Regions from separate parts of the Homo sapiens genome. Here region 2 is linked to region 1. The links are chromatin loops, found by intact Hi-C in ENCODE. Cell type or tissue: adrenal gland. All regions are shown on one strand. Each heading gives the region's core, and the rest is flanking DNA. Links, peaks and the distances in the headings are about the cores only.

What was found. A loop is a pair of places that touch in the nucleus more often than their neighbours do. Peaks named below come from ENCODE experiments on the same cell type or tissue, not always from the same donor. Only the 100,000 strongest peaks of a DNase experiment are listed, where the experiment ranks them.
Region 2: a loop joins it to region 1, with 5 times the contacts of the local background. A loop is called at or near these places in 39 of 110 quality-filtered maps.

The regions. Positions count from the first base shown.
Region 1 is chr15:74,049,590-74,059,932 of GRCh38, forward strand. No RefSeq gene overlaps it. Among named protein-coding and RNA genes, the nearest start is that of GOLGA6A, 28 kb to the right of the region's middle. In adrenal gland, for the core only: a CTCF peak has its summit at 4,770; a DNase peak (open chromatin) is centred at 4,642; H3K27ac peaks cover 1,614 bases.
Region 2 is chr15:73,977,790-73,988,132 of GRCh38, forward strand. It overlaps STOML1 (stomatin like 1), which reads right to left. Exons shown (of 7, transcript NM_004809.5): 5 at 7,529-7,724; 6 at 6,870-7,082; 7 at 1,137-6,341. The coding sequence ends at 6,148. Among named protein-coding and RNA genes, the nearest start is that of STOML1, 9.3 kb to the right of the region's middle. RefSeq lists enhancers at 4,043-4,232, 10,174-10,343, 10,227-10,343. In adrenal gland, for the core only: no CTCF peak of the experiment used is centred there; DNase peaks (open chromatin) are centred at 4,008, 4,642, 4,902, 5,662 and 1 weaker place; H3K4me3 peaks cover 415 bases; H3K27ac peaks cover 4,252 bases.

The DNA.
Region 1 (10,343 bases), core at 1,892-6,891:
TGACTGTGGAAGTGAATGGCCTGTTAATTTGGGGAAATACTGGGTTACCAGTGGACTTAGGGTGAGCTCCACAGCTAAGGATAGGGCCCAAGTTAGAACTGGGGTAAGGATGGGGTGGGCTTAGAATCGGGGTGAGGGTTAGAGCTAAAGTTCAGGGGAGGCCCCAGGTTAGGATTTGGGATTAGATCAGATGGAGGGGCACATTTGGTGCTTAAGGTTGAGAATAAACCTTAGGAATTAGGAATTGAGTTAGAATTGGGGTGAGTTAGGAATTTAGTTAGAAATGGAGTTAAAGTCACTCTTCAGGCCACAAGTCTTTGTGACTTTAGTAACTGAAAAGTCCATGGAACTGTGAACAGATGGGCAGGAGCTTCTCGACCCCCTAATAGGCACCCCAAGTTCAATCTGCCTTTTCCCCCAAATCCTCTTCTAGAAGCACCTGGCAGGGGCTCTGCCTGAGCTCACAACTCCAACAAGGTCAATGTACACCAATCGGATTGGAGGGACTGAGGAGTGGGCAATCCTGCCCAGGAGGGAGAGCATGGGACAACCAGGTAAGACAACTGGGTACCAGACACGATTTCACCATTTAGCACAAGTAACCTTTAATCTTCCCAACTGTCCTATGTGGTTACAGCCCATCTTCCTCCTACAGAGGAGCACAGCAGGGCAGCAAGGCTGAGTACCTCGTCAGGGTCATTAAACTTGTATGTGGCAGAGCTGGGATTTGCCTGCGGGGAGCCTGTGTCTAGACTGGCACCATCTGTGGCCTACATCATGGAGCGCATGGCCACGTGTTGGGGGACAGGCTGCCTGGTCTCTCCTTCTCTCCTTTCTGTGCTCTCCTGAGTTGTCAGTCTCAGGTGATGCAGAAGGCAGGTCTCTGGAAGCTACCCCCACCTTCTCATCCCTGTGCTTGAACTTTCATTTTAATTTTTTCATTTAGGGCAGTGTTTCTGGACCTTTTTATAATTATTATTATTGTCCTCTTAAGGAGCATTTTTAGCATCTTTTCCCAATTGTGCCTCCCTGTATGAAATTTTAATACCATAGATACACTGTACATTCCATAGGATTTTCTAGATACAAGATCGCATCATCTGCGAATAGAGATGGTTTTACTTCTTCCTTACATGGACATATGTATGGACTGTGAGCCTTTGGAGGGTCAGAAACCATGGTAATAGCCAAGATGGTCAACTGCCCTTCCTCCCCTGCCTTTTCATCCTCTGTGGGGTGATAATGCCTCTGTTGAGAATGCATGATTTAGGGTAAGGCCCCACCCCGTTACAATGTAGGTAAGAAGTGGTCACGGGAAGGAGTGGGTGGGATGCGGGCTGCACCTCTATGTGGGTGGAGACTAGGTGGGCCAGATGGAGGGAGATGGAAGGGAATGGAGATCCAGGTTTCTGAGAACACACTCGCCTGTAGTGGCCTTGGTCCTGGTCCCAGGCACAGGCACAGGCTGAGCCTGGGGCTAGGGGAGGAATGGGGCCAGTACCGTCACTTATTTTTGTCTCTGAATCCAGATGTCAGCTCCAGACCCGCTGGACCTGAATAAAGCAAATACCTGTGGAGACTCTGTTGAGAGAAGAGTCTAGAATTTCAACAGATTCTCCCCATACTAAAAGCAAACAAACAAAAACAAAATGAAACAACCAAACAAACAAAAACAAAAAACAGGAAGTTTGGACGTCTCTGTTCACCCTTACAAAATGCATTTGCTGTCAAGTGAGGGGAAAATTCCTTCATTCTTGGCTCAAGGAACTTCCTTAAACTAAGACCAGCTGCCTGGACTGTGCTAAATTCAGTTTATAAATATTATAAATATCCCAAACTTGATAGCCAAGCACATTACAAAAGCTAGCTAGCTAACCGCAGAAATTTTCCAAAATGCTAGCCAGTCAGACAAGTATGAGATATTGTGAAATCCTGTGTTGCTTGTCTGATTTCCTGAAATCATTCCTCTCAGACTGAGTGCAGAAGGCCTGGGGGTGGAATTCAGGAGCACTGACTATCTCCTACAGTTCTAGAGCCTTAAAGCCCTGGCCGACCCCAGGGTGGATTGATTGCACAGTAAGTCAGACCAACCAGCTGGGCGCAGTGGCTCATGCCTGTAATCCCAGCACTTTGGGAGGCCGAGGCAAGTGGACCTAGGGTCATGAAGAAGGTGGAGGCACTGAGGCCCTGAGTGATTTTATAAAGAACACCTTAGCAAATATCCAGCACTATGGGTTCACCTTCACTCAGGACCCACAAAGCCCCACGTTCTGACAGATTTTGTTTATCAGACAAATTGCACTTAGTCATGCTTCATTCATTTTTCTCGGAGACTTCCCAGGTTACATAGACCTGAGATAATCTCCCCATCTCGCCGTCACCCCCCACGAAGTCACTCCATGTTTCTGTTTGCAATACAGTCTTACATGGATCAATATTAGATTTTCATGGTGCTCTTTGCATTTTGCAACTATTGCTTAAGCTGGAGACCCAAAACGAGCACTAGCTTTAGAGTCAAAGACTCCTGGATTCCAGTTTCAGCTGAGAGACTGTGAGCACATCGCCAGCCCACTCTGATCCTGTATCCTATTTGTACAATCACCTATTTCCCATCAATTGCAAGGCTGGAAAGAAAAGTGCCCACTCTGGCCAGTACACGGTAGGAGCTTAGTAAGCTTAAGCTCTCTTGCTTCCCCACTACCCTAAAGTGTTAGGGGAAAGACAGATGTGGGGAATGTCACCTGGGAAGCTCCAGCTGTATGCTTCACAATCCTACTGAGAGGTGACAGCCTGCTGGCAGCCCTGGCTCGCTCTCGGGCCTCCCCTGCCTTGGCTCCCACTTTGGCGGCACTTGAGGAGCCCTTCAGCCCGCCACTGCATGGTGGGAGCCCCTTCCTGGGCTGGCCGAGGCCAGAGCCGGCTCCCTCAGCTTGCGGGGAGGTGTGGAGGGAGAGGCGCAGGCAGGAACCGGGGCTGCGCGCGGCGCTTGTGGGCCAGCGCGAGTTCCGGGTGGGCATGGTCCGCAGGCCCAGCACTGGGAGCGGCCAGCGGGCCCCGCCAGCCCCCCGCAAGTGAGGGGCTTAGCACCTGGGCCAGCAGCTGCTGTGCTCGACTTCTCGCCAGGCCTTAGCTGCCTCCCCGCGGGGCAGGGATCTGGACCTGCAGCCCTCCACGCCTGAGCCTCCCCCCACCGCCCCGCTATGGGCTCCTGTGCGGCCGGAGCCTCCAGGACGAGCGCCACCCCCTGCTCCATGGCACCCAGTCCCATCGACCACCCAAGGGCTGAGGAGTGCCTGCGCACGGCGCGGGACTGGCAGGCAGCTCCACCTGCGGCCCCCGTGCGGGATCCACTGGGTGAAGCCAGCTGGGCTCCTAAGTCTGGTGGGGACTTGGAGAATCTTTATGTCTAGCTAAGGGATTGTAAATACACCAATCAGCACCCTGTCTCTAGCTCAAGGTTTGTAAACACACCAATCAGCACGCTGTGTCTAGCTCAGGGTTTGTGAATGCACCAATGGGCACTCTGTATCTAGTTACTCTGGTGGGGGCTTGGAGAACCTTTATGTCTAGCTAAGGGATTGTGAATGCACCAATCGGCACTCTGTATCTAGCTCAAGGTTTGTAAATGCACCAATCAGCACTCTGTGTCTAGCTCAGGGTTTGTAAATACACCAATCCACACTCTGTATCTAGCTAATCTAGTGGGGACATAGAGAACTTTTGTGTCTAGCTCAGGGATTGTAAACACACCAATCAGCACCCTGTCAAAACGGACCAATCAGCTCTCTGTAAAATGGACCAATCAGCAGGATGTGGGTAGGGCCAGGTAAGAGAATAAAAGCAGGCTGCCCCCCCCGCCCCCCCCCGCCCCAGCCAGCAGTGGCAATGATGCTTAGATTCCCTTTGACGTTGTGGGGGTTTGTTTTTTTTGGTCTTTGAAATAAATCTTGTTACCGCTTGCTTTTTCAGTTCACGGTGACTTTATGAGCTGTAAGGCTCACGGCGAAGGTCTGCAGCTTCACTTCGGAAGCCAGCGAGACCACCAACCCCCCTGGAGAAAGGAACAAGTCCAGAAGCACCACCTTAAGAGTTGTAGCACTCACGGCAAATGTCTGCAGCTTCATTCCTGAGCCAGCAAGACCACGAACCCCCCAGAAAGAACAAACGCCCACCACCAGAAGGAACAAACTCTGGACACGCCGCGAGGCGTGTAACTGTAACACACACCGCGAGGGTCTGTGGCTTTATTCTTTAAGTCAGTGAGACCAAGAACCCACCATTTCTGGACACAATGCCAATGAAAATTCTGAATTAGGCTTCAGTTTACCATCTACAAAATGAGACAGGACAGGAGTGGGTAGGAAGAGGAGCTTGGCTTTGTTAGTTTAAAGTGGGCTGGTCTGATTGTGTAACGCGGGCTTTTGTTGGCTCCAGCCAACTCCCCAGGCAGGGCTTCACTTGCTCTGAATGTCTTTTGGCCAAGTCCATGGCTGTCGAGGGTTGGGGTGGGGTGGGGAGGCGGCGTGGAGGATAGTGGGGTGGGGGTGGAGGAGGGTGGGGGTAGAGGGGGGTGGGGGTGGTGGAGAAGCAGTTCCCCCATGTAACCTGCAGGTGGCACCAGAGCAGCGCAGGATCGTGGGTTCCGCTCCAGCCTTCCAGGAGACCCAGGCAGGGCGTGGTAGGGCGAGGCAGAGGTGGTGCAGAGCGCTCAGCTGCGCAGCAGCATGAGCGTGACTACAGATCAGGCCGCACCGTTTAAAATGGATACATGGGTCTTCTGGCTAACTTCCTGTCTTTGGTAGGGTGATCATATGCTTTATCATCCAAATCCAGACACTTAAGAGAGTGAAAGGGGCACTATAATAATTGCACGAGGACAGCAGACATAACTTTAGCTGTACCTTGCAAACCAGAACATATGGTCACCCTACCCTCCGGTCACTTTTTCTTCTTTGTTTCCATTCTTTTAATTTTTTTCCCTTTTAAACACACAGCATTATCTTTCCCTGAGCACCATTGTCTTTGCAAATGCTCTTGCAATCGGGATATTTTTGACCTGGCAACATGCATATTCAGTCTGAACAGTCTCTCTGAACCTACCCCAAAACCTGGTTTTAGCTTCCAGGCAGAAGACTCTGTTCCCTGGCTTGCAACCCCCATGACTCAAGAATGAAAGATGTCAGAAGATGTCACAGGTGGGACAGTGGCTCTTATCTCAATTTTGGTGCCTCTTTGCTAAATGTATTCCTGTAATTTTTTTTTTTTTTTGAGACGGAGTCTCGCTCTGTCGTGCAGGCTGGAGTGCAATGGTGCAATCTCGGCTCACTGCAAGCTCTGCCTCCTGGTTTTATGCCATTCTCCTGCCTCAGCCTCCCAAGTATCTGGTACTATAGGCACGCGCCACCATGCCTGGTTAATTTTTGTATTTTTAGTAGAGACGGGGCTTCACCACGTTGGCCAGGCTGGTCAGAAACTCCTGACCTCAGGTGATTTGCCCGCCTCAGCTTACTAAAGTGCTGGGATTACAGGCATGAGCCACTGTGCCCGGCCCTATTCCTGTAATTTTGTTCTGAGTGCTCATTTCCTTCGTCTCTTTTAATTTACGTATATTGGTTTATTGAATTGCAAGTAGACAAGTCCCATTAAGCAGGATTCTTGTATTTCCAAGATCATCTCATTACTCCATTCAACCCCAAATTAGCATGCCATTTATCCCCTTGTTTCTGAACCCTCTTCACTTAATAGTCTTGAAAACATCCATCCATTGCAAAAAGGACTCGAACTGTTTTCACGTCCATTTTTAGTTGATTCATTGATATCCAAGTAATGATTTGTCTAGGGGAGTCATTAGTAGAGAACTGTGCCGTTAAATTTAGTTTTATAGTTGGATTCTGCTAGTTAATATCTCTCTCTTGTCATTCTCACATTGCAACAAATGACTATGGTTCCTGTCTTAACCTAAAATCCAGGTTAGAAATTTGGTTTTATCTGAATAAGATATTAATAGATAATGTGAGAAAAATAATTTACTGAAACTTTTCTCAGCTAAGAATGACACTCGTCGTCATTAAGCAAGTGGAAAATTGGGCTATAAATATATAAACTCTTAAAATATTATGTTTAGAGACAAGGTATTCCTTTTTTTTTTTTTTTTTTTTTTTTTTTTTTAGTAAAGCATATTTGCTATGGTTGGAATGATTGTGTCTCCTTTAAAATTCATACTGGAACTTAATCCCCAATGTGATAGAATTAAGAGGTGGAGTCTAGGAGATGACTAAGCTGTAAGGGAGGAGCCCCCTCATGAATGGGGTTAGTGACCTTATGAAAGGGCTTGAGGGAACTACCTAGCTCTGTTTTCTTTTGTTTTTCTGTCCTTTCCACCATGTTAGGACACTGTTCAAGGTGCCATCTTGGAAGCAGGAGCAGCCCTTGCGAGACTACAAGCCTGCTGGCCCCTTGATCTTGGACTTCTCAGACACCAAAACTGTGAGAAACACATTTTTTTTCTTTACCCGTTACCCAGTCTCAGATATTTTGTTATAACACCACAAATGGACTAAGACAGTATCTTACATACAGTGAGGTGCATATACCTAAAGTTACAACTTTGTACTATCGTTTTTTGGTTTGTTTTTTGTTTTTGAGATGGAGTCTTGCTCTGTTGCCCAGACTGGAGTGCAGTGGCAAGATCTTGGCTCACTGCAACCTCTGCCTCCCGGGTTCAAGTGATTCTCCAGCCTCAGCCTCCTGAGTAGCTGGGATTATAGGCGCCTGCCACCACGCCTGGCTAATTTTTGTATGGTAGTAGAGATGGGGTTTCACCATGTTGACCAGGCTGGTCTTGAACTCCTGACCTCAAGTGATCCACCTGCCTAGGCCTCCCAAAGTGCTGGGATTACAGGTGTGAGTCACCACGCCCAGTCAACTCAATAGTATTTACATATGTGCACACTCATGTAACCAACACTCAGCTCAAGATACAGGATGTTCCCATCAGCACAGAGGGCTCCCTCTTGCCCCTTCTCAGTTGCTGTCCCCTCACAGTTAACCAGGATCCTGACCTCTGTCACCATGGATTAGTTTTGCCTGTTCTTGAACTTCATATAAATGGGATCATTCAGTATGTGCGCGTTTGTGGCTGGCTTCTTTCATTCAACAGAATCCTGTGAGATTTAGCCACGTTTTGGGTACTGGTAGCTGTTTATTTTTCTGGTTGTGTAGTTTTCCATATTTCATTTATTACCCTTCTATTTTTGTCTCTAACTCAGTGTCTTTTGGGGCCTATTGGTCCTTTTTAGCTAGATTGATACTAAGCGTCTTCTTATCAGTGGAGCTTAGGACATTTTAGAAGATGAAAGCCTAATAACCCCAAGCCCCCCAATCTTAAGCCAAGTTTCCTCCTCACGCCTGCTTCAGTTGCTCTTCTTCATGTGGTATTTTTTCCCTCACAAAACTGATGGAAATTAAGAAACCCAAAAGCTCTTCATCATGTTATCAGCTTAGGGACGCTTGTCATCTGAATAACAGGGTAGATATTTATCATCTGAAATGTTAAAATAACTAGAGCAAACACTTATATAGCACTGACTGCTGTTCACAGTGCTTTACATATATTATTTTCCTCAAAACAGCTCTGTGAAATAGACACTATTATTGTCATTCCCACATTTTAGATGGGGAAATGGAGGCACAGAGAGACCATGTAACCTTGCCAAGGTGGTAGGGCCAGGACTTGAACCTGTTTTCTGGTTTTAGAGCCTGCACCCTTCACCACCACACCATATTGTGTAGCATGATACTTCATGTGGTTAAAGTGTTTTCTTCTATTTACCTGGGAGCATTTTCTGAATAATTTGAATCTTATAAATTTGCTTCAAAGAATACAAGTAAATCAAAATGGAAGATCTGATACAGAATGTGTAGCATTCATGAATAAATTATAGGACTCTCTGGTTTTAAATAATAATCATTTGCTTCCCTTGTGACTTTTGTCAGGCAGGGCTGTAATGCGCTCACCTCATTTTCCTTCTCTTCAATGGGAGGAGATGGGCTCAGAGACAGGCACAATTTATCGTAAAATCTGATCACACTTTCCCTCACCATCTGGAAGCTGGAGGTAGGTTTGTGAAATCTTAATTGAGAAAGAGTTGAATGCTGCTTGTAGCATAGTGAGTTTAAAAAAGGTGGTTTTTCTCCCCAATTCTGTTGCACAGGGCCCTGTGAGTTTTGGCAATTAACATATGTGGCCAACAGTTTTCTCACAAAGATTATCAGGGTTCTAGAGGAAATTATCTTCCAGTTTTAATCTGCTGCTTAAGTGCTATATTTCTTTATAGATGAACTAATTAATTCTTGGTCACTTGTTTTTATTAGACATTTCTCTGCCTCTGTACGCTGTGCTTTGTCTCTTTATGCCCAGCCCCGGGTTTTATCTTCTAACTGCAAGAAAAAGGTCATTGAAATTTTCTCTCTCTCTCAAACTCCTGGGTTCAAGTGATCTTCCCCTGTCTGCCTCCTGAGTAGCTGGCATTACAGGTGTACACCACTGTACACACACACACACACACACACACACACACACAAACATGCATATACACACACAGACATCCAAATGTATACACACAGAGACATACACATATCCACACATACTCATTAGATATACATTTACACAAACACACACGTGCACACACACATATACACACCTTGTTTCCATCATCTTCTCAGGACTCGGGGCTCTCAGAGAGTGGAAAGAGTCTCATACCATGAGTCCAGGATCAACTGTGCAACCTTGCCCAAGCATCTTCCCTCTTGAGATCTTGTTTATAATAATAAACATCCTTACCCACCAATTAGGGTTATTTTGAAGATAGAAAGGATAACAGGGTGATGGCATGTTGTATAGTTTCAAATAAAAGTTAACATTGACCAAAAAAGAGGTCTGGCCTTTGTCCTAGACTCCTGGGACGTAACTGTCAACATGTAATACCTGATAGGAATATGTTTGCGTGGGGATCTTAACTCATGATGGCTGGTCTAATAATAATAGTTAGGGTGGGGACTAGCCAGGCCAGGAAAAGCAACTAAGTGATTTAGAGTCTGGGCTTTAGGTCATCCCTGGAAGGACAGGAGACTGGAAACTGAGAGCAGCCACATGGACAATCAAGCATGCCTCTGTGATGAAGTTCCAGTAAAAACCCTGAACACTGAGGCTTGAGGGAGCCTCACTGGCTGGGAATACTCCATGTGTATTGGCACATAGCAAAGCTGGGAAGGCAGTGCACTCTGACTGCATGGGGAAGGGATAATGGACACTCTGTGCATGGTACCCTCCTGGACTCAGCCCTATGCCTGGTGCCCTCCTGGACTCAGCCCTATGCCTTTCTTCCCCTGGCTGATTTTAATCTGTATCCTTTCCATGTAATCAAACCACAGCTATAAGTATAATAGATCTCTGTGAGTTGTAGCCAGTTCTTAGAGGTAACCAAGCAGAGTTGATCTACTGCCTGCTTGAAAAAGCTATTTAAAAATCCCTAAACCAAAGAAGACCAGATCCCTCATGAATCTGACCCAGGAGGTTTTGAAGCCAAAGCTGAGGGCATTTGAAGCCAAAGCCTGGCTAGACAGAGATAAGGCTCCTGGGAGGGAACAGGTGCAGTCCTGCTCAGGCTGCAGTGTCCCCGGGCTACAGCTGGACAAGGGCTCCCTCTGGGTCACAGCCTCTAGGGACAGAGTTTGGGGCAGGTCGACTGATGTGTAGGACTCTGGTGATGAACTCAACTGGGAAACTCTGTGGTAATGGGAAGAGAATGGTTTTGCTTTTCCAAATCATCTACCCGCTGCATGCTTGGATCCACATGGGAACTCAGTGTGGAAACTACATTTGAACAGCCTAAGCCTGAACTCTGGGCCATGTGTCCAGTTTCCTGGCCTCCAGCTTTGTTCACCCCTTATCCCCACCCATCACTGATGCCAGATCCATCCTCCCAAATGTCCTTTCATCATGTTACCCTCCTCACCACCTCATGGCATCTTCTACACAACAGGAAATGCCTCCCACCTCAGCCTGGCATTCAAGGTTCTTTTGATGTGGCCGCCACTCACCACCGCACCACATCTCCCTGTGGGCCCTGCCAACTTGGATCAATTTTTCCTATCCATGAGCTGAACTTTCCCACCTCCATACTGTTGCTTACACTGTGACCTTCCTGTGCGTGTTCTTTTCCTCCCTCTTCCCAAGTCCAAATGCTATAGACTGAATTGTGTCTCCCAAAAGTTCATACTTGGAGCCCTAACCCACTATATGATTGTATTTGGAAACAGGGCTCTTAGGAGGTAAAGTTAAG
Region 2 (10,343 bases), core at 2,976-7,975, 71 kb before region 1:
GAAGTCATAAAATATTTATCAATTCAAATACATTTTTAAAATTTCATGAGAAAACATTATAAGCAAAGACAAAATGCAAACCAACAAATTGGGTGAAAAATTTACAGCTCATATCAAAAATGGCTAATCTTCCTAATATTTAAAGAGCTCCCAAATGTCAAAAACAGAAATAGAAACAACCAGCACTAGAAAAATGAACAAAGTAGATAAAATAACAGTTTGTAGAAAAGGAGACACATGGCTCTTAAACATATTAGAAGATGCTCAACCTCACTCAAAATAACACAAAAGCAAATGAAAAGGTTTCTAGGTAATTCAATGGGGAAAAGATACCTTTAAACAAAAAGTGCTGGAACGATTGGATATCACCATGAAAAAAAAGAACGTCAACTTTTACTTCACACCATATACAAAAATTAATTCGAAAATGGATCACAGGTCAGGCAAGGTGTCTCATGCCTATAATTCCAGCACTTTGAGAGGCCAAGGCAGGTATATAACTTGAGCTCAGGTGTTTGAGACCAGCCTGGGCAATGTGGCAAAACCCTGTTTCTACAAAAAATATAAAAATTAGCCAGGTTTGGTAATGTATACCTATAATGCCAACTACTTGGGAGGCTGAGTGGGGAGGATTGCTTGAGCCCAGGAGGTTGAGGCTGCAGTGAGCCAGGATTGTGCCTCTGCACTCAGCCTAGGCAACGTATGGAGAGTCTCTCTCTCTCTTTTTTCTTTCTTTCTTCTTCTTTTAAGAGATCAGGTCTTGCTGTGTTGTCCAGGCTGGCCTCGAACTTCTGGGCTCAACTGATCCTCCCTTAGCCTCCCAAGTACCTGGGAATATAGGCATGTGTCACTGCATCCAGCTATACTAAGAACTTTTAAAGCTCAACAATATTAATAGCCCATTTCTTAAATAAGCAAAATATTGAACAGATAGTTCACAAAAGAAGACACGTGCCCAATAAGCAAATTAAAAGTGGCTCAACATTGTCAGTCACACCTGTTAGAGTGGCTAAAGTTTAAAAGACTGACTATACCGCATGTTGACAGGACCACTTTGGAAATGTTTGACAGTTTTTCAATCCAGCAATTCTAGGTATTTACCCAGATGAAAATATATGTCCAAACAAAGACTTGTACACAGATGTCTGGAGGAGCTTTATTTAATAACCAAACCTGAAAACTACTCAAATGTTCATCAATGGATGAATGAATACATTGTGCCTCTATCTAGACAATGGAATGTGTTGGCAATACAACAAACTACAGATACACAGAATAACATGTATTACTCTCAAAACCATTACAGTGAGGGGGAAAAAGCTAGACACAGAAGAGTACTGTGCACTCATTTCATTCATATGAAATGCTAGAAAAGTGAAATGTGATCAGCGGTTATGGAAAGGTCAGTGGCTGCTCAAAGCTGGAGGTGGCAAGCACTGACGGGAAGTGACGTGGAGAACTTTGTGAGTGGATGGGAATGTTTTGTATTTGATTGTAGGGGGTGGTGGTTACTCAGGTGTTCACATTTGTCAAAGCACCTCAGATGACACTTTTTATTTTATCTTTATTTATTTAATTTTGAGATGGAGTCTCACTCTGTTGCCCAGGCTAAAGTGCAGTGGCATGATCTCAACTCACTGCAACTTCCACCTCCTGGGTTCAAGCAATTCTCCTGTCTCAGCCTCCCGAGTAGCTGGGACTACAGCCGTGTACCACCATGCCTGGCTAAATTTTGTATTTTTAGTAGAGATGGGGTTTCACCATATCGGTCAGGCTGGTCTCAAACTCCTGACCTCAGGTGATCCACCTGCCTCGGCCTCCCAAAGTGCTGGGATTAGAGGCGCAAGCCAGCCAAATAATACATTTTAAAAGGGTGTTTGTTGTATGTAAATTACACCTTTAAAAAATATGTAAATGCTAGGGGAAGAGAAACCAAACCAAACCAAACCCTGTTCTTTGCTGGAGCTAGAAATCCAAGACTTACAAAGCAATAAACAATTGGACAATAAACAGGCTGGGCTAGATGGCTCATGCCTGTAATCCTAGCAGTTAGCGGGCCAGGGCCAGGTGGGAGGATCACTTGAGGCCAGGAGTTAGAGACCAGCTTGAGAAGGCCCTGTCTCTACAAAAAAAAAAAAAAAAAAAAAGCCAGGCATGGTGATCCTTTAAGCCTGGGAGGTTGAGGCTGCAGTGAGCCACAATCACTGCACTGCACTCCAGCCTGGGAGACAGAGTGAGACCCTGTCTCAAAACAAACAAACAAAAAACAAAAAAATAACTTGAACAATAAACAAAAAAATTACACTGAGATACAAATTTTCACTTTCCAGAATGTCAAAAGACCCAAAAGTTTAATAACACAGTGTATTGACATGACTATGAGAAAAAAACACCACTGACAATGGGAGTGTAAATTGGTATAATCCCCAGAGAAGGTATTCTGGCAATATTTACTAAATTATAAATGCTTTGATTTAGCAATTCCACTTCTAGGATTTTATCTTATAGATAAACTCTACCACAAATAGCACATGTTAAAGGTTATTCATTGCAAAAGTATTTAAAATAGCAAAACACAAGAAATAATCAAAATGTCTATCGGTCCACGACAGGTTGAATAATTTATGATACATCCATACTGTGGAATCCTATGTAAGTACAAGAAAGCACAGGGAAAGGCTGTCTGTGGTAACATGGAAAGATCCTCAGTGGGTAATGTTAAGTGAAAAAGGCAACATTGTGTTTCTATGTTGCCATTTGTATAAAAACAGGAACAACAAAAACCCAGAAGATACATATTTGGATTTTCTTGCATATATTTTTTTTTAAAAAACAAAACCTTCAGGAAGAATTACCAAGAAACTAATCGCAGGGGATGGGGGAAGGCATGGGAAATATGTGTGGAGGGAGAATTTTCATAATATGCTTTCCTATCTTTTTAAATGTTTAGCCAACCAAAATTTAAATATTGGCTGGGTACAGTGGCTCACACCTGTAATCCCAGCACTTTGGGAGGCTGTGGTGGGAGGATCCTGCGAGCCCAGGAGTTCAAGACCAGCCTGAGCAACATGGGGAGACATCCTTATCTCTACAAAAGAGATTTTAAAAATTAGCCGGTTGTGGTGGCACAACCTGTGGTCCCAGCTACTCAGGAAGCTGAGGCAAGAGGATCGTTTGAGCCCCAGAGTTCAAGGCTACAGTGAGCTATGATCATGCCACTGCACTCCAGCCTGGGTGATAGAGCAAGACGGTCTAAAAAATTTTTTTTAAATGCTTAAAAATAAGGCCAGGTGCGGTGGCTCACACCTATAATCCCAGCACTTTGGGAGGCCTAGGCAGGCAGATCACTTGAGGTCAGGAGTTCGAGACCAGCCTGGTCAACATGGTGAAATCCCATCTCTACTAAAAATACAAAAATTAACCAGGTGTGGTGGTATGCGCCTATAATCCTGGCTACTCAGGTGTCTGAGGCAGGAGAATCACTTGAATCCGGGAGGTAGAGGTTGCAGTGAGCTGAGATTGTACTGTACTCTAACATGGGCAACAGAGTAAGACTCTTGTTTCAAAAAAAAATAAAATACTTTTCAATAACATCAAAATAACACATTATATATTAATATATTAACTAGGATACTTAAACTATTATCATTATTCACCAGGTTATCTTGAAGAAAAATATAATAAGAAGTGTCTAGTCCGGTATAAGGACATATTTGGCACACAGTAATGGTTACTATTTCTATACCCTGCCCCTCAAATGCCCGCACACAACCTGTCTGGTACTTCAGGTTCTAGTTCCCCGAAGCCCAGTTGCCTGACTGCCTCTTCCAGCTGTGCCCTTGCAGGGACTTCTCCTCTGCTGAATGATTTTCCCCATCTCTTCTTATTGTCCACCTACTTGGTAGCTGGGATGTGGAGGACATCACCTCCTCAGGAAAGCCTTCTCTGATTGACACACACCCTCCTCCTCCCTCTTCACACCGACCCTTTAGGTGGCCCTTGTCCTTCCTCCCCTGTGGACTGCAGGGTCTGCTCAGTCCTCTGTAGTCCTGGAGTGCTGGCCAAGGATCGAGCTCCCCTCCACAGGGTGGGGATTCATGGCAGGGGCAGGCCTTACTCTCCACCTACACAGACATCCAGAAAAGTTTCGGTTTCCCCTAAACGTTATGTTGATCTTCCCATGCTCACAAAGAAGAGTTTGGGTTTCCCCTAAGTTGTGATCTCATTTTTCCTGTCTTCCCTACCCTCCAGCCCTACCCCAGCCAAGGGGCCGTGCCAGCTTTCATGGTGAAGATGCCTGGGGTTTCCTGGGCAGCCCTTCATATACTGTGTAATAGCAATGGAAGGAATCCACAGGTGAATGCTGATGCAGGAAGCTCCCAGTCCAGCAGGGAGGGCAGCCATATATGCAAGGAGCAGAAACACACAATGTGGAATGGGTGCAGAGAGCCAGGCAAGGGCACAGAGGACAAGTCTCACTGGGCCTCAAAGGGTGGCCACAGTGTGGCTGCGGGGATTGGAGGGCAGGCTTTGGAACAGACAGCCTCAGCTAGAAAGCCCTGGGAGGGCCCATGAGAGGCCTCCAAGTAGGCAAAGGGGCAACAGCAGGTGCAGCAGCCTGGGACTCTAGGAAGGGGCCCTGGAAACCTGAACCTCAATGGCCATGGCAGTGACAGAGGGGTCTGTGCTGGGCTTTAGGGAGGTGCCTCAGGCAATGTGGAGGACCTCCAGGAGGCGGGACAAGGCAGTGTCTGGCAAAGGCAGGGACAGACAGCAAACAAGACAGAGCCAGGCACCCAGGAAGGGCAGAGACCCCTTGGGGGAGAGGGAAGTTGCGGTGCCACAGGACAGGCTGGGGGCTGTTCTTAAGGGGAGGCTTTGATTTTTGTGGTTTTGTTTTTCCCAGAAGTCTCTCCAAGGAGTAAGATTCCTTTCTTAGGACTCAAGAAGTCAGAGGCCCCCTTCTCTGGGGCCCCTGGGGTTTGGGCGAGAGTACTGGAGCAGAAAGCAGGGCTGGGCTGGGCCTGGGGCCAGACCTCAATGACTGTTTCCTTCCCGTCAGCGAGCGGAGAAGCAGTGACAGAGTGTACCAGGAGGGGAAGCTGACGGTGGCCCCAACTCCTCTCTTGAATGGGATATGACCACCCCACCTGCCCCTCAGTGTTTGCAGGACACTCTGGCACACTCATGCCTTCCTTTCCTGGTGAACCTGTATCCCACTACAAAGAGGAACAGAACTCCCCACCCAGCCCCACCCTTGCTTCCAGGGGCTTTGAGACACTCAGGAGAAGGAGCTTCAAATATTGTGAGGGTCTGTCTGTGTCAGCCACCAGGATGTCAATCCCTGCCTGGGCTGGCAGCATGGACCTTGTGGACCCTCCTAGCCCACCCCATGCCCCCAGGAGCCCCGCTTGGCTTCTTCTCTTTTATACATTGTAAACACCACATTTATTTGTCTGAGGCTTGCAAACCTCTGGTAAGAAGCACAGAACGCAGGGCTCTCCTTCATGCTGCCCTGGGCCCCAGCTCGCCAGGCATGCAGGACAGAGCTGGCAGATGAGTCAGAAATCTTTGGGAGCAGCGCCAGGGAAGCAGCAGGCCCTGCTCCTTCCCATGCCCAATCCCGCCAGCACGGGCCTGGACTGCAGCCAGGAAGGTGGGCCAGCCAGGATCCCCAGGTAACTTCGCCACAGGGACCTCTTCTTGGAGCTGCCTTCCCTTCCCTCCCCATCCCTCTCCAATCCCCGCAGAGCTTAGAGCCTGGGCCACATGCTTGGTCCCTCACACAAGGACCAAACCAGCTGCTGTCAGGCTGTTTCTGTGGGTCCTGTCTCTCCAGTCAGGAAGCCAGCAGGGCAGGGCAGGCCTGGCTCTCCTCCTGGAATCACACCGTGCACCCAGCTCAGCGCTGGGCACTCAGCTGGGGACCGGGATGGACAAAGCCTTGTCCAGAGAACCACTGTAGGGGAGACGTGCATGGCAGCCGGACTCAGCCTCCTGCAGCCTCCATTCATGGGCTCTTGGCTGGGCCTGAAATTTGTTAGGGCCTCAACTCTCTGTGGTGCAGATGAACACCTCCTCCTCCAAGAGGCCCCTCAGGCTTGGTGCCAGGCTTGGGACTGGGCTCTGGAAAGTCAGCCAAGGCTGCTACTTCAAGGCCCTGAGGACAGCCTCCAGCTTCATGGCCATAGCCAGGTCGCCCTTCACCTTCAGCCGTCCACTCATGTAGGCCCCCAGGGGCCGCAGCTCTCTGCATAGCAGGGCCCGCAGGTCTGCCTCGGCCATCTCCACCACCACATCAGGGATGCCATCAGGCACCCCGTGTCCCACTCTTCCTCGTCCTGTGGGGCAAAAGAAAACCGAGTGTCAGTAGGGGAATGGAGGAACGTGAAGGAGATCTATGGGGGTGGGAGGGGCTGGTATTTCCCATTGGGAGGAGAGTACTGGTTAAGAGTTTGGGTTCTAATACCCTGGGTTTGAGTCTTATTGGCTGTGTGAACTCTTGGATCCTCAGTTTCCAAATCTGTGATGATAATTCCTTTAGAGATGACAATTCCTAAAGCATAGGCTCATGGTGAGAAGTGGGTGAGATAATGTACAAAAAGTACTTGGCACAGAGCCTGACAGGCAGCAGGCCTGTAACACGGGCAGGCCTCTTGGTATTGGAAGCCTGGCTGCATTGTCCTGCGGATGGCGGGGAGACCAGGGCATAGTTAATGCCTGGAAATGGTGTCTGAGCCCCTGCCTGCCATGGGTTCACCCCAAATTATTGGCAGGAGCAGGGGGCAGTCTACGAGAGCACCACTGGGGTAGGTAACAAGAAACCTAGCAAGCTGGATGGGAAGGAGAGGCAAGGAGGGCAGCGGCACCTGTAGTGAGGTCCAGGAAGTAGGCGCTTTGGGTGCCGCTGGGCAGGACGACATTGAACTGGTAGCAGGCCCCGACTTGGCTGACCAGGGCCTCAGACAGGAAGGGCTGTAGAGCAGTCAGTAGCCCCTCCGCCAGAGGCTGCTTCGGACTGGACCTGGCACCAACTTGAGGGGCAGGTGGCTCAACTTCACTCACCATCTCCACGGTGTCTGCTGGGGGTGGCCAACAGGGTTGGGGAAGGAGGCAGAGAGGAGGTCATCGTGTTGCCAAGGTCAGGACCACTCACTGTGGCCTCTGCACCTTTTGTGGCAGTTTCCTCTTAGATCCCCTTCAGGCCTCTGTTCAACTTCCTCCTCTACCAGAAAGGTGCCCCTGAGTTTTCAGCCTAAACTGCAAACTCAGTTTCTAAACTACTCCAGCCTCAGATATAAAATTCTTTCCAGCTGCCCTTCTGGTGATGTCGCCTCCTCCCATGGAGGCTGCCAATGGCCTCTACACACTCAGACACCTGGCCTCCTCTCACTGCCTTGGCTGTGGTCAGTGTGGGCTGAACATCTGTGCAGGGTGTGTACTGCACAGAGCTGCTGGGATAGTGAGCAAAGTCTGTGCTGGCACCAAGCTGGTAAACACCCCCGCTCTCCTCCCCAGGGCTCCTCACCTGGCCCCGGGGACGGGGCACCTCCTGCCATTGAGTTCATGCTTCCTCCCAGGAAGTGCAGGGCCAGCTGCTGGAGGGTGCTGTCCAGGTTGGGCCCAGCTGGGCTGTCCTGGGGCGGCTGGAGCACGGCCTCCACTGCCAGCTCCACGCGGTCTACCTCCAGCCCCCAGGCCCTGGTCACATCGTTGATCTCCAGCTGGAGGACAGTGTGAGGAGAAATGTAATTAATTCAACAAACCTTTCCTGAGCACCTTCTTTGGGCAGACTGTGTGGCCGTGCATGGACATGGAGGCACCACACCGCCCTTGAGACACTCCTAGCCTGGGAACACAGGCAGAGGGCAATGACCTTTCAGCTGTGGTAAGTGCCAAGACAGAAGCAAGGCCTGTGGTGAGCCCCCAGCAGAGGAGGGTGGTGCCAGCAGGAGGGAGTCCTCAGGTGGAGGAGGACCCTTCCAGCAACAGGAACAGCATGTGCAAAACCCCAGACAAGAAAACCTGGCATGTTCGTGGAGCTGCGAGGAACCAGAGTTCCATTTAGCTGGACCCTCACATGTCGGCTGAGGACTGGAGACAGCTGAGGGGTCAGAGGTGGGGTGTTTCTGCTTACTTTGATTTATTCTGAGGCAACAAAGAGCCCCAGGGAGGAGTTTGAGCAGGGAGGTGATACAGCAGACTTGCTTTAAGGCAAGATCCTCCTGGCTGCTGTGGATGCTGGATTATAGGGGGCTGAGGGGAGGGATGGAGACCAAGGAAGACATTGTTTCAAAATACAGCCAAGGAATGATGCAGCTCTGGCGAGGGTGGAGGGGAGCTGTGAAGCCAAGATCCACTGAGGGAGGCATGCCTCTATCAACTGTACTGAGCCACAACAGGGCACTAGAGAAGTGCAAGCACCAGGCTCGGGGCTGCCTCGATGTGTGCAATGATATGAGAGGGGGCGGGAGTGGGGAGGAGTCAGGCTCCTGAATGGATGAGTGTGGCATTCACTAGAGAGGACACACGGGGGTGGGAAGGGAGGGATGGCAACTTTTTTTTTTTTTTTTACTACTGTAAGCTTGAGGTGTCTGTGGGGCAGTCAATTGTCCAGTAGGCAGCTGGAGAAATGGCCCAGGGTACAGAAGCATCAGGGCTAGGGCAGGACATTGTGAATAATCAGCATCCACAGGCAGCAGACAGCCCAGATGGATGAGCTCTCCCAGGGAGGTCACAGATGAGAAGAGGCCAGTGATGAAACCCTGGAAACTCAAGGGCAGGAGAATAAGTGGCAGTAACCAGGGATGACAGGGAAGGAGGAAGTACAGGGGGTTCTGGGGGCTGGGGGCTGGGTCGACCATGTCAAATGCTGCCACCAGGTGATGTAAGGGAAGGGCTGAGAGGTGCCCACTGGGCTGGCATGTGGGAGGTCACTGTGATGTTGGCCAGCGCTGTCTTGGGAGCCCAAGGAGGCCAGGATGAAGGATGTAGGGGCAGGGGCTGGGAGCATGGATGAAAGTCTTGCAGAAGAAAAGGGGAGAAAGGGAGTGGGAGCTAGAGGGCACTGTGGCAAAGGGAGGGCACATTTCTACACAGAAAGGAGAGGTGACAGAGAGAGAGTGCATGGAGTGGAGGGAAGGCATCCTGGGATAGCAGGGGGCCCACAGCACTGCGCAGTACAGGGATGAGCCTCAGAGAGGGGAGGCAGAAGGGCAAGGAGGCAGGAAAGCAGCACAGAGGCAGGTGGGTTTGAAGGGGTGAAACTGGAGGAAGCAGAGTGCTCATCCTAGAGTTTTTCTCCTGAGTGTTAGGAGGCAAGGCCTGCTGCAGAGAGCAATGAGCAGTGGTGGGGCTGGAGGAGGGCAGTGAAGGGCTGAGGCAGCTGGCCTGGAGCACTGGCAGGTAAGGAGTGGTAACTGGCTAAGGAAGGTCCAGCAAGTGAGAGGTGGGGACTCTGATTTCTCTAGAAGAAAATCAGGCAAAAAGGGGCATGTGAATAAGTGTACGCCTGAACCAGGGCCTGAGGGCGGTGTGCTGGACCTCCTGAGGTTCTGTCTCAACCACAGGCACAGCTCTCACTCTACCAGGTGCTCACTCAGTCTGGGAAATGGGACTTAAAGGACTCTCACATCCTGGTGTGGAACTGACCTCCCCAAACTGCCTGTCTCACATCAAAACAATGTGCAACAAGACTGAGATCAGTTTTCTCTTCCTAAAGGTGAATTAACACGGGGCATGGTTTTATGAATAAAAGTTGTTATCCACTTGCTATCTGAGTTGTGTTAGATCAAGCACTGGATTGAGGGGCGATGGTGGGATGGAGGCAGGTGGTCTAGCTATGGCTCAGCTCTGCCCTTGACCATAGCTCTCAGAGGCAAGTCAAATTATTTCTTAGCCTTAGCTTCCTCCCTCCAAAATAAAACAGTAGTACCGACTTGCAGCAAAAAATGTCAAGCTCAGAAATGCTGGGCCAGACAAAAGGACTTTGTAAACCATAAACTGCTAAGCACGTAAGAGCTACTGTTAGGATCTCAAATAGTATTTCCTCAGGAATTTCCCCTCGCTGCTTCCAGTGGGACCTCCAGGACTGGCATTTATCCCATTCCCCCGACTGTCCTCTAACCTTGATTCCCCAGGGCAAAGCAGAGCCAAGAGGAATGGGGAGAAATGTCACCTACATTCCCCTGTCAGGACACAAGAGGAAGCACAAGTTGAGTGTGGCTGCAGGGGACACAACTCTGCATGTGTATTTATTTCTACCCCATCTTGTAGCAGAAGAGATTTAGGGCAAACTCCAATATACACATGGAGAAGAGGCAGGAAAAAGATCCAAATGTCCT